Linked DNA regions of Homo sapiens: all the other regions are linked to region 1. Evidence: chromatin contacts called from ENCODE Hi-C or POLR2A ChIA-PET data. All regions are on one chromosome and are shown on one strand. The core of a region is the stretch at or near the end of the contact, and the rest is flanking DNA. Distances in the headings are between cores, read along the strand shown. Region 1 overlaps PPP3CA (protein phosphatase 3 catalytic subunit alpha). Region 2 overlaps PPP3CA (protein phosphatase 3 catalytic subunit alpha). Region 3 overlaps PPP3CA (protein phosphatase 3 catalytic subunit alpha).

The links. A loop is a pair of places that touch in the nucleus more often than their neighbours do. ChIA-PET counts read pairs that join two places held with the same protein, here RNA polymerase II (POLR2A). Pooled maps may share reads with other maps.
Region 2: a pooled map shows a loop between it and region 1 (4-fold over the local background). The contact joins two enhancer-like sites. A Hi-C loop is called at or near these places in 2 of 50 pooled maps. POLR2A ChIA-PET finds 5 or more read pairs at or near these places in 3 of 52 experiments (OCI-LY7, activated B cell and activated T-cell).
Region 3: a loop to region 1 is called in a pooled map, with 13 times the contacts of the local background. The contact joins two enhancer-like sites. A Hi-C loop is called at or near these places in 3 of 168 maps with a recorded cell type or tissue (HCT116, MCF 10A and PC-3), 7 of 37 single-sample maps with no recorded cell type and 12 of 50 pooled maps. POLR2A ChIA-PET finds 5 or more read pairs at or near these places in 1 of 52 experiments (activated naive CD4-positive, alpha-beta T cell).

What each region holds. Positions count from the first base shown.
Region 1 is chr4:101,153,865-101,156,960 of GRCh38, forward strand. The region is part of intron 2 of PPP3CA (protein phosphatase 3 catalytic subunit alpha); the gene reads right to left. Among named protein-coding and RNA genes, the nearest start is that of MIR8066, 85 kb to the right of the region's middle. RefSeq lists an enhancer at 1,389-1,890. Within about 2 kb of position 1,652, at least 3 of the 41 ENCODE cell types and tissues checked have a DNase peak (open chromatin) inside an H3K27ac peak, as active enhancers do; they include HCT116, where a contact is called at or near this core.
Region 2 is chr4:101,281,340-101,284,435 of GRCh38, forward strand. All of the region lies in intron 1 of PPP3CA (protein phosphatase 3 catalytic subunit alpha), which reads right to left. Among named protein-coding and RNA genes, the nearest start is that of MIR8066, 42 kb to the left of the region's middle. Within about 2 kb of position 1,417, at least 3 of the 41 ENCODE cell types and tissues checked have a DNase peak (open chromatin) inside an H3K27ac peak, as active enhancers do.
Region 3 is chr4:101,036,507-101,039,602 of GRCh38, forward strand. All of the region lies in intron 11 of PPP3CA (protein phosphatase 3 catalytic subunit alpha), which reads right to left. Among named protein-coding and RNA genes, the nearest start is that of LINC01218, 160 kb to the left of the region's middle. Within about 2 kb of position 1,630, at least 5 of the 41 ENCODE cell types and tissues checked have a DNase peak (open chromatin) inside an H3K27ac peak, as active enhancers do; they include HCT116, where a contact is called at or near this core.

The sequences.
Region 1 (3,096 bases), core at 402-2,901:
ATCACAGTTCATTTTTAATACAATACATTTGGTTGTACAGGATGTGGATTCTACAGAAAAAAAAAAGCACAATACATTTGGACATATGCATGGCCTTCTCTGCTGCTCTCTGGTAAAAGTTATTAAATAAAGCCCATGGCCACTTTTAAAAGAAAAAAATTTCCAAGTCAAAAGGAGTAAATATGCTACTTAACAATAGAACCAACTCAGTTTTTTATGAAGTACCACATTTGCTTGTATATGTCATCCTTATGAACACTGCTTGCCTGCCTTCTTGTTTTCAAGAAGAAAATAGTTCTATCCTCCACTCTAAATTACTTCTTGGCCAGAATGCTTCAAAAACTGTGAATGGTCCTGTTAGCTAATTAAAACAAGTTTACCACCATGAAATATTTGCTGTTCTCCCAAAAGTCAGGTATTCTACCAGTGAATAAAAAAGAGAAACATTTTCAAACCCAAAGTAACATATCAAGTAACAGAATTCTGACTAGTAAATTTATAAACAGTATCAAAATTTAAAATTAGTTCCAACAATTAAAGAGCACGTGATTTACTCTGTACAAGAATTTGGAAATGGTTCTTTTCCCAGATTGGTGGAAAGGGTGGGATAAAGAAAAAAATCTAAAGCTATGCTATGGGGCAATAAAAGTGTTCCAACACATCTAAAAATTACCTGGCCTTCCAGAAGTAATATTTAAATTCCAACATTTTGTCACAGAGATAATAGAGAGTCACTGGATTTTAGAAATTGCTGCTTAGACTCTACCCAGTGTAATCATTATGACTCTAATTATGATTGAGTTTCTTCACCTCAATAACAGGTTCTCCAACTACTCAAGTACTTCCATTTTATGAATTTCAAATATGCACTGAATTACATTTGTTCTGCCTGGCATGGAATTTAGCAAATGTAAATCTGCTTCAGAACACATTCACTCCCAGAATTTTTTTTTTTTTTTTTTTTTTTTTTGTGATGGAGTCTCACTCTGTCACCCAAGCTGGAGTGCAGTGGTGCAATCTCGGCTCACTGCAACCTCCACCTCCTGGGTTCAAGCGATTCTCCTACCTCAGCCTTCAGAGTAGCTGGGACTACAGGTGCCTGCCACCACACCCAGCTAATTTTTGTATTTTTAGTAGAGACGGGGTTTCACCATGTTGGCCAGGATGTTCTCAATTTCTTGACCTCATGATCTGCCCGCCTCGGCCTCCCAAAGTGCTGGGATTACGGGCGTGAGCCAACGCGCCCAGCCATATAAAAAATATTTTAAGATTTCACTGGACTTGGTATGTTAAAACATACAAACAAACAAAAAAACTACCTTAATCTCAAGGCAGAGGACAAAATCTCATTCTTTCCTTTTGACGTGTCCAGTAGCTAGCACAGTGCTTGACACCAGGTATATACTCAATAAATGGTTGAGGAATTGAATGCATAATAAAAGAGTAGATGAATGCATGAATTAATGAAAACAGATTCGCATTATGTAGAGCACCTTTATCAAACCCCTTTTCCCCTGAAGAGGTAAGGTAGGCATTCTTTCTGCATCTGAGGCCTTGGATTGGCTTCAAGAAAGATGAAAGTTCCTTCCTGCAAGTGCTGTTCATCCACCTTTCTTTCTCATGGGACAGAGGCAAGCACTCCAAGATCAGAAAGCAGTATGACTCAGAGGGTAGCTAGCCTTTAAACTGAATCTTTGTTAAGCCAGGAGAGACAGTTCCTTTCTCCTAGGAACAGATCCATTTGGCCCCAGGCTTCTGAGAAAAGGGATAATTATATGACTAACATAAGGAATTGTTAAGCTTAAAAGATTCCTTTTTGTTTTAAGTTCCCACTTTGGGAAGCACATAACTACTTCAGTGCACTAACTACATGCCTCATTACTACTTAAGGGTATATTAGATTAATTTTTATTTTAACTTGAAATAATTTTATTCTCAAAGCAGGAAATATCTTTTAACTCGAAATGTGTTGAAGTAAATGGTGAACGAGTATCAAATTCATCAGAAAATATCTACAATAATATGAATACGAATAACAAAGGCAGCAGCTAATATTCATTGAGCTCTTATCATGTGCTGTGTATTGTTTTTATCCTCACAACCACCCTACAAGGTAGACAGGGACCCTTACATGCATTTAGAGATACGGAAACTATGCCTATGGTCAAGAGCTAGTAAAAGTCAGAGTGGGGTTTCACACCCAGACAGTCTGATTCCTAGTACCTGCTCTATGATTCAATTATGCTTTTCATATGAAAACAGGAAATCTACTTTACTAAATCAAGAAGTACCAAAGGTAAGCAATTCAGGAATGACTTGAATAGTTCTTTTCAGTGAGTCAATCCCTCACTCTGTAACAGAGGGTGCTTCCACATCTCAACTCAGGGGGCCTTTACAACCACACCAGTCCCCATGTGAAGCCCAGAAGGCATAAAGAGAGACACAAGAGAGATTAAAGAAACAGAATAAGATTTGAAAGCTATTCTAAAACAAAAATCAGAATAAAGCACAGCAATAGAAAAAGGCATATTCCAGGCCAGGCAAAGTGGCTCCCGCCTGTAATCCCAGCACTTTGGGAGGCTGAGGCCGGCAGATCACCTGAAGTCGGGAGTTCGAGACCAGCCTGACCAACATGGAGAAACCCCGTCTCTACTAAAAATACAAAATTAGCTGGGTGTGGTGACACATGCTTGTAATCCCAGCTACTCGGGAGACTGAGGCAGGAGAATCGCTTGAACCCAGGAGGTGGAGGTTGTGATCGTGCCATTGCACTCCAGCCTGGGCAACAAGAGCGAAACTGTGTCTCAAAAAAAAAAGAAAGAAAGAAAGAAAGAGAAAGCCATACTCCAGGGACAAAGAACAAAGCAATTTGGCTAGATTTGAAAGGTTTATGAAGGAGAACAGGAGATAGGTATGGGCCAAACTGTGGGTGGCCTGAAACCAGTTTCATGAAGTCCTTTAAATCGATTTCTAAAACTGATGGTGAGTCACTACATGTTTTTAAACAGGAAATGAGGAGTGCAAAACGTTATTTTAGCAAAATTAATCTAGCAGAGTTTTAAAAATGAATTAGAAGAGAAAGAGACAAACTACAGA
Region 2 (3,096 bases), core at 167-2,666, 130 kb after region 1:
ACAGTAAAAACTATGGCATCTTCTGCTAATGAGTATGATCCAACAAAGAATAGAAAATGCTGATGCAGAAAAGAGGACTTCCTGGGGCAATGCTCTTAAATACGTAAGAGGGGGTGAGATCCAGTAAAGAAGCCTTGGCTCTTCTTTGGTCTAAGTGAAATTTAATGTGTATGGATTATAATATAATTTGATTTGTATAAAAAGTTAATATAATTGAGTTGGCTATGAATGAGAATGTATCAAAAAAATTTGCCACAACTTTCTGAAAGTCTTAAGTTATTTAGGCTATGCTACAGATGGTTTTTAAGTCAATCAAATGTAATAAGAAAGTGGTTAAACATTCAGCATCCAACTCAACTAAGTCAATCGAATGTAATAAGAAAGTGGTTAAACAGCATTCAACTCAAGTAAGAAAACAAACTAGGTTCTTCCATAATTTCATTTTAATTTTATATAGTGAAAAAAGCATCCTCCCTAAATTAATCAAAATGCTTGTCTACATATAACAAAGACAGACTTGCTAGTTATTGAGGGTCTTTTTCCTGTACTAGTTGCCAAATGACAAACCTGGGGAGGAAAACAGAAGAATCTGCATTCAACATACATTCAGTTAGACCTCAGGGGGCCTATAAATACACATTCATGGAGCTTTCCATATCTACAAAAATTGATATTTGATATCCCTCCACCCCATACCTTTTCCTGGGAAAAGCTAGTCCAGAAAATGAGAATATATTATCTTCGCATCTATGGCAAGTTTGAAAGTGACTTGCAGTTATTCTATATGAGCTTAGATAATCCACTACCAAAATCATTTTAAATCTGGCTTAACTGCTAAGGCCAATTTTGAGTAGAAGTGTTTTTGACAGTCAAAGCCTTGATAACCACTTCACACCTACCTAGAGGCCCCTGCAACCAAGAGCTAAGTGGCAACAGAAAAAAACTACAGTTTTTCTATCCTATCTGTGAAAACCAGAAGAATGACAAAGGTGATTAGATGAGTGAAATGTGATGGACAGACCTCACTACAATTCATGTTAGATACAGGTCCAGACCTCTTCCCAGAAGATTGCTTTAAGTTGGTAAGACATGGACTTACCTGATAGGTCCTGAATTCCACTGGCCTGTTCTAAATGACAGCGCAGTCAGCATATTCCCTGGATTGGACTGATCTCAGGGCTTCTAGTCCTGGCTTCCTGTGTCAAGGTAGTGTTTGACTCACACTCATTCTGGGTTCTTCCCCATTTCTTCTTTGGTCTATTCACTTGTTGATTTTGCAACCCAAATAATACTATTGTCAATAGATGTCCAAAGACTGGGGTAGAATTAATTTAACATAATGCATGTGGCTGCTTAAACACCCTAGCAAGCTTCCCTTCCTGAGCCTGCTGAGATGCAGGAAGTAAAGCAAGGCTCCCACCCACCTCGCACCACAGAAACATGGCTGATTTACACAGAGGAGGAAAACCTGTTTCCGGGGCAGTCCCCAACATATTTAGCATGGACTTTTAAAACAGCTCATCCAACTCTAATTTGAAATCTAACTTTGATAAAATAAGCAGCCATTTTAAGTAAATGCCTTTCTTTTCTATCTATCCTTCACTTATCTGGGTCAAGTATTATTTGGTTCATATGTATTAAATAATAAGAGTTAATTTTATAGGTTCACATAATACAATTAACACATTCTCAATCAAAGCTCTTTCTTCATGTTTTAAAAATGTAAAACAAAACAAAAAACCCTTCAAAATCAAAACCTGCACTACTCAGTTTTCTCACAAATTATTAGTATTACCACTTTACAGGAAAATAAAAATTTACGGGAAAGCGTCAAATTTCAAAAAGATGGTTTTCAAACACTTGGTTTTAACATGTAGCTGGTCAACAACATAGGTTCAGATTAAAGCAAGTATCTATCCCTAATGTGGCAAATAATTTCGTGACTTGAAATAGCAAAACATCTAAGCCTTGGTATCAATACTCTCTGTAACAAGAGAGCATTGTCTAGCATGGCTCATATTGTTGCTTTTGGCTATAATGTTCTTTGATTTCCTTCTACACAATGTTATAAATCATTAGTCTCTCAGGTTAGTAAAAGTTTACTCAACATAGAGTGGTATTTTTAATTAGCAATAAAAAAGGTAAATAAGTCAGGTGCAATACAAGTAAATTAACAAAATAAGAGTATTTTAAAGTTAGAAAAATCAGTGCTTGCAGGGAAAAACATATTTCTCTTAAGTAATGTGGCAAACCGCTCTTAAGACTGCTGCCTGGCTCCACTTCCTCCTTCCCTGGGAACTGTCAGCACTCTGGCAGGTACGCAATCATTCTGCAACCCAACCTACAGTTGATTGATTTGGAGGGTAGACACCAAACTCATGTAAAGACAATCAGATTTTCTCTCCCTGGAAGATGCCATTGTTATCTGATAAATCCAGGTTGGGTACCACTAATAACTAAGTCATGGTATGACTCTGAAGAACACACCACTACTGCTTCCAAAGCAGTTCTTAGTTCCTAAGGCCACCCTGGTTTCTTCCTATTCTTCTCAAGACCGACGTTTCGGTTACTCCCAGGATTCCTTTAAATCTTAAAAGTTTACATTTAAATTAATTAAAACTAAATAAAATGTAAAATCGAGTCTTGTAGTTGAACTAGACATATTTCAAGTGCTAAATAGTCACATATGACTATTGACTACCATGCTGGATAGCTCAGATTCTCTAAACATTTTCCTCATCACAGAAAGTTCTACTGGACAATGATCCCCCAGAACCTTCTAATAAATTTCCTCTTTTCGTAAACTGCTAGAATCAGGGTTTGTTTTATGTGTCTTTGGTTATTGTTTGCTTTATATTTGTATCCATAAGCGTAATCAGGAAGTATAACGGTAACTTTCTGGAAATCTTGTATAGGATTTCTAGCCAATTTCAAGGGTTTCAAGTCTTGGAGTTAACGTTACTTCAAAACTTAAAAGTTTACTCACATGACTCCTGGACACCTCCTGGGTCACAGAATCATGGAATTTAAAAGCTTGGAAAAAACCTTAGGATATATCTAATTCAATTTTCTGGTTTTTTACACATGAAGACATTA
Region 3 (3,096 bases), core at 380-2,879, 120 kb before region 1:
GTTTATGGCAGTCTCCTGCCTCAGCCTCCTGAGTAGCTGGGACTACAGGCACCTGCCACCACGCCCAGCTAATTTTTTTGTATTTTCAGTAGAGATGGGGTTTCACCATGTTAGCCAGGATGGTCTCGATCTCCTGACCTCATGATCCACCCGCCTTGGCCTCCCAAAGTGTTGGGATTACAGGCGTGAGCCACCGCACCCAGCCTTATGTCCACATTTCTAACCCTCGCCTCTCTCTGAACCTCCAGGGCAGAATTTCTAAGTGCCTCTACATAAATGCTCTGCCAAATTCAGTGCATCCTACTCTTCCCGATAAATACCTGTTAGGTATTTAAATTGAAAAGTACTTCCTCTTCTTTAGACAATGGCATCCTATCAATGGCATAGACTGGAACCCCTGTAGAATATTCTGGAATACTTCCTCTCTCTTGTAGCCTCTCATATAGGTAAGGGTTCTCACAGCCAACACCGGAAATCTATTCTGGCTAATTTTAACAGGAAAGAGATATATTAAAGGTATTAGAGAGCTCACAGATCCAGAGAACTGGGCTTCGATGCTCTGTAGCTGGGAAGGGTAACAGTACTTGTTCATACTGTGGGGTGGGCTCCATGAAAGGCTTGCCACTGATGTTCACAGCCAATGCCAGAGCTCATACTAATGCTGTGTAGTTAGCTCCCAAAATGCTGAGGTGGAAGCTCTTCCACTGCTGGCCCATGAGATTCCACACCTGACAGGACAATTGTTGTCCTGCCTTGCTGCTTCCTCATGATGCTCAATTTGAAACAAAGCCTTGCTTACATGCATTTATCTGACTGGCAAACCCTAGGCAACAGACTTGTATTTTATCTGCAAGGACTGCTGAAAGACAGTTTTCTGGTTCCCTTATAAGGTTGCACATTTCCAAAACGTAAGAAACATGTTGGGCAAGTATACCTGACAAATTTGTACCACATTCCACATTCATTAATCACGTCCTGTTTTCCCAAATTCCTTGTATTTGTCCTTTCCTTTGCACTTCTCTCCCCATAGCCTGGTCCAGCCTTTTGCTGGGATTACTTCAAAAGCTTCCTAAATGGTTTTTTTTTTTAATTTACATTTTATTTTATATTTATTCACTTTTTTCATTATCCATACGTCACCTTGCTAGCCAATCTTCACGTTGCAATTAACATGTATAGTGAAACATGGGTTAGAGCATGCCTCTAATCTCACGAAAATAATTCTACAACTCCTGATTGCCTACACACACAAAAATTAAATGTTTTAACATGCTATTCAAAACACTCAAGGATATGGACTTCAGTATATTTTCAGTCTCCTTTTAAACTAGATTCCTCACTCACCTTCATGTCTTTTGCTAGTCAGTCCTTTAATACATTTAGAATTCATTACTAGACTACTAGTATTGCTAAGAATTTATACTAGACTACATAGCACAGTTTTGAGTAAGACTCTCATTAGTGTTGCTCCCCAACTGAGGGAGTTTGGACACTCTGCTTAGCCTCTCTCAGATTCAATTTCCTCACAGCAAAGTGAAGTCACCACAACCTTGCAAGCTTCCTGTGTCGATGATTGTCAAATGTGCATAACATGGGGCATGAACCTGGCACTTAGCAAGTGCCCCATAAAAGGATGCCATTGATAGTGCTCTTAGGATTGTGTGGCTGTGCTCCTGATAATTTTTCCACTTCCAGGAATGCCTTCACCACATCTCTCCCTGCCCTGGAATCCAGCCTATCCTTCACAGCACTCCTCCAATTTTAACCTCTTTATGAACACTCCAGTCAGGAAACACAAGGTTCCTTCCTGTCTAATGCCACAGCAGGGTATCTATTCATGTAGTTATTTAGCACACACTTTTTTTTTCTTTTTTTTTTTTTGAGATGGAGTCTTGCTCTGTCACCCAGGCTGGAGTGCAGTGGCGCGATCTCGGCTTACTGCAACCTCCGCCTCCTGGGTTTGAGAGATTCTCCTGCCTCAGCCTCCTGAGTAGCTGGGATTACAGGCACGTGTCACCATGCCCGGCTAATTTTCGTATTTTTAGTAGAGACAGGGTTTCTCCATGTTGCTCAGGCTGGTCTCGAACTTCTGACCTTGTGATCTGCCTACCTCGGCCTCCCAAAGTGCTGGGATTACAGGCGTGAGCCACCACGCCCGGCCACTTTATTTTCTTTTGTTAGTTTATTGTCTATCTGGCTGGCATTCCAATTTGGTATCTAGATTGCCTAATTCAGTGCATGGTATACAGTTAATGCTCAATCATTATTTACTAAGCTTAACTTACTTTTTTCTGGATAGGATCTCTCTATATTCTGCATATGTGTTATGGATGCTTTTATTATAGAAAAACAATAATATAGAGCTTGCTTTTATTTTCTATTAACATGTGCAATTTTAAGTCAAGTCACTCATCACTGGGTTCAAATAGTCCATTTATCACGGGATAGTCATGGAAATTCTAGAGCTGTTTTTACTTTCCCTCAGAGACTTCAGACAGAATAAGAAATAAAAGCATTATTGGTAAATCTGAGGCACAATAAATAAACAAGTGTTTACTCAGAATTCCAATTAAGCTTATGACCTTCATATACGCCTTTGTCCCCACAGAACATTTTTCTAGCCATACAGGCCTCCTTGTGGTCCTCAAAACTGCCAGTTTTGTCTTTACTTAAGTATCTTTGCACTTGCTATTGTCTTTGCCTTGAACTCCCTTACCTCATTTCTTCATGAAGGTCACCTATGCTTGCCCAAATACCATTACTCAGAAAGTTTTTTGTTGACCACACACTAAAAGAAGTTCTTTATCTCCCACTTGCTCCATCTCTACATTGCCTTATTTCTTTTCTCCATGGTACATAATCAATGCTTTAAGTTTCACTATATTTACTTATGGCATGAATGAATAAGCCCTGAAAATGTAGTTGGAAACGTACAGCAATAGAGCAAAGGTAGCCTCATTCAATAACGGAAGGGAGCAATGATGCCCTATTTTCCGCTTGAACATGGCTGGTCGTGAATGTGCTGGCTACCACAGAGTTCTCACTGCCTTTGATGTGGTGTCTCTGAGAGAGCATGATAATGCTTTTCATCCTTCT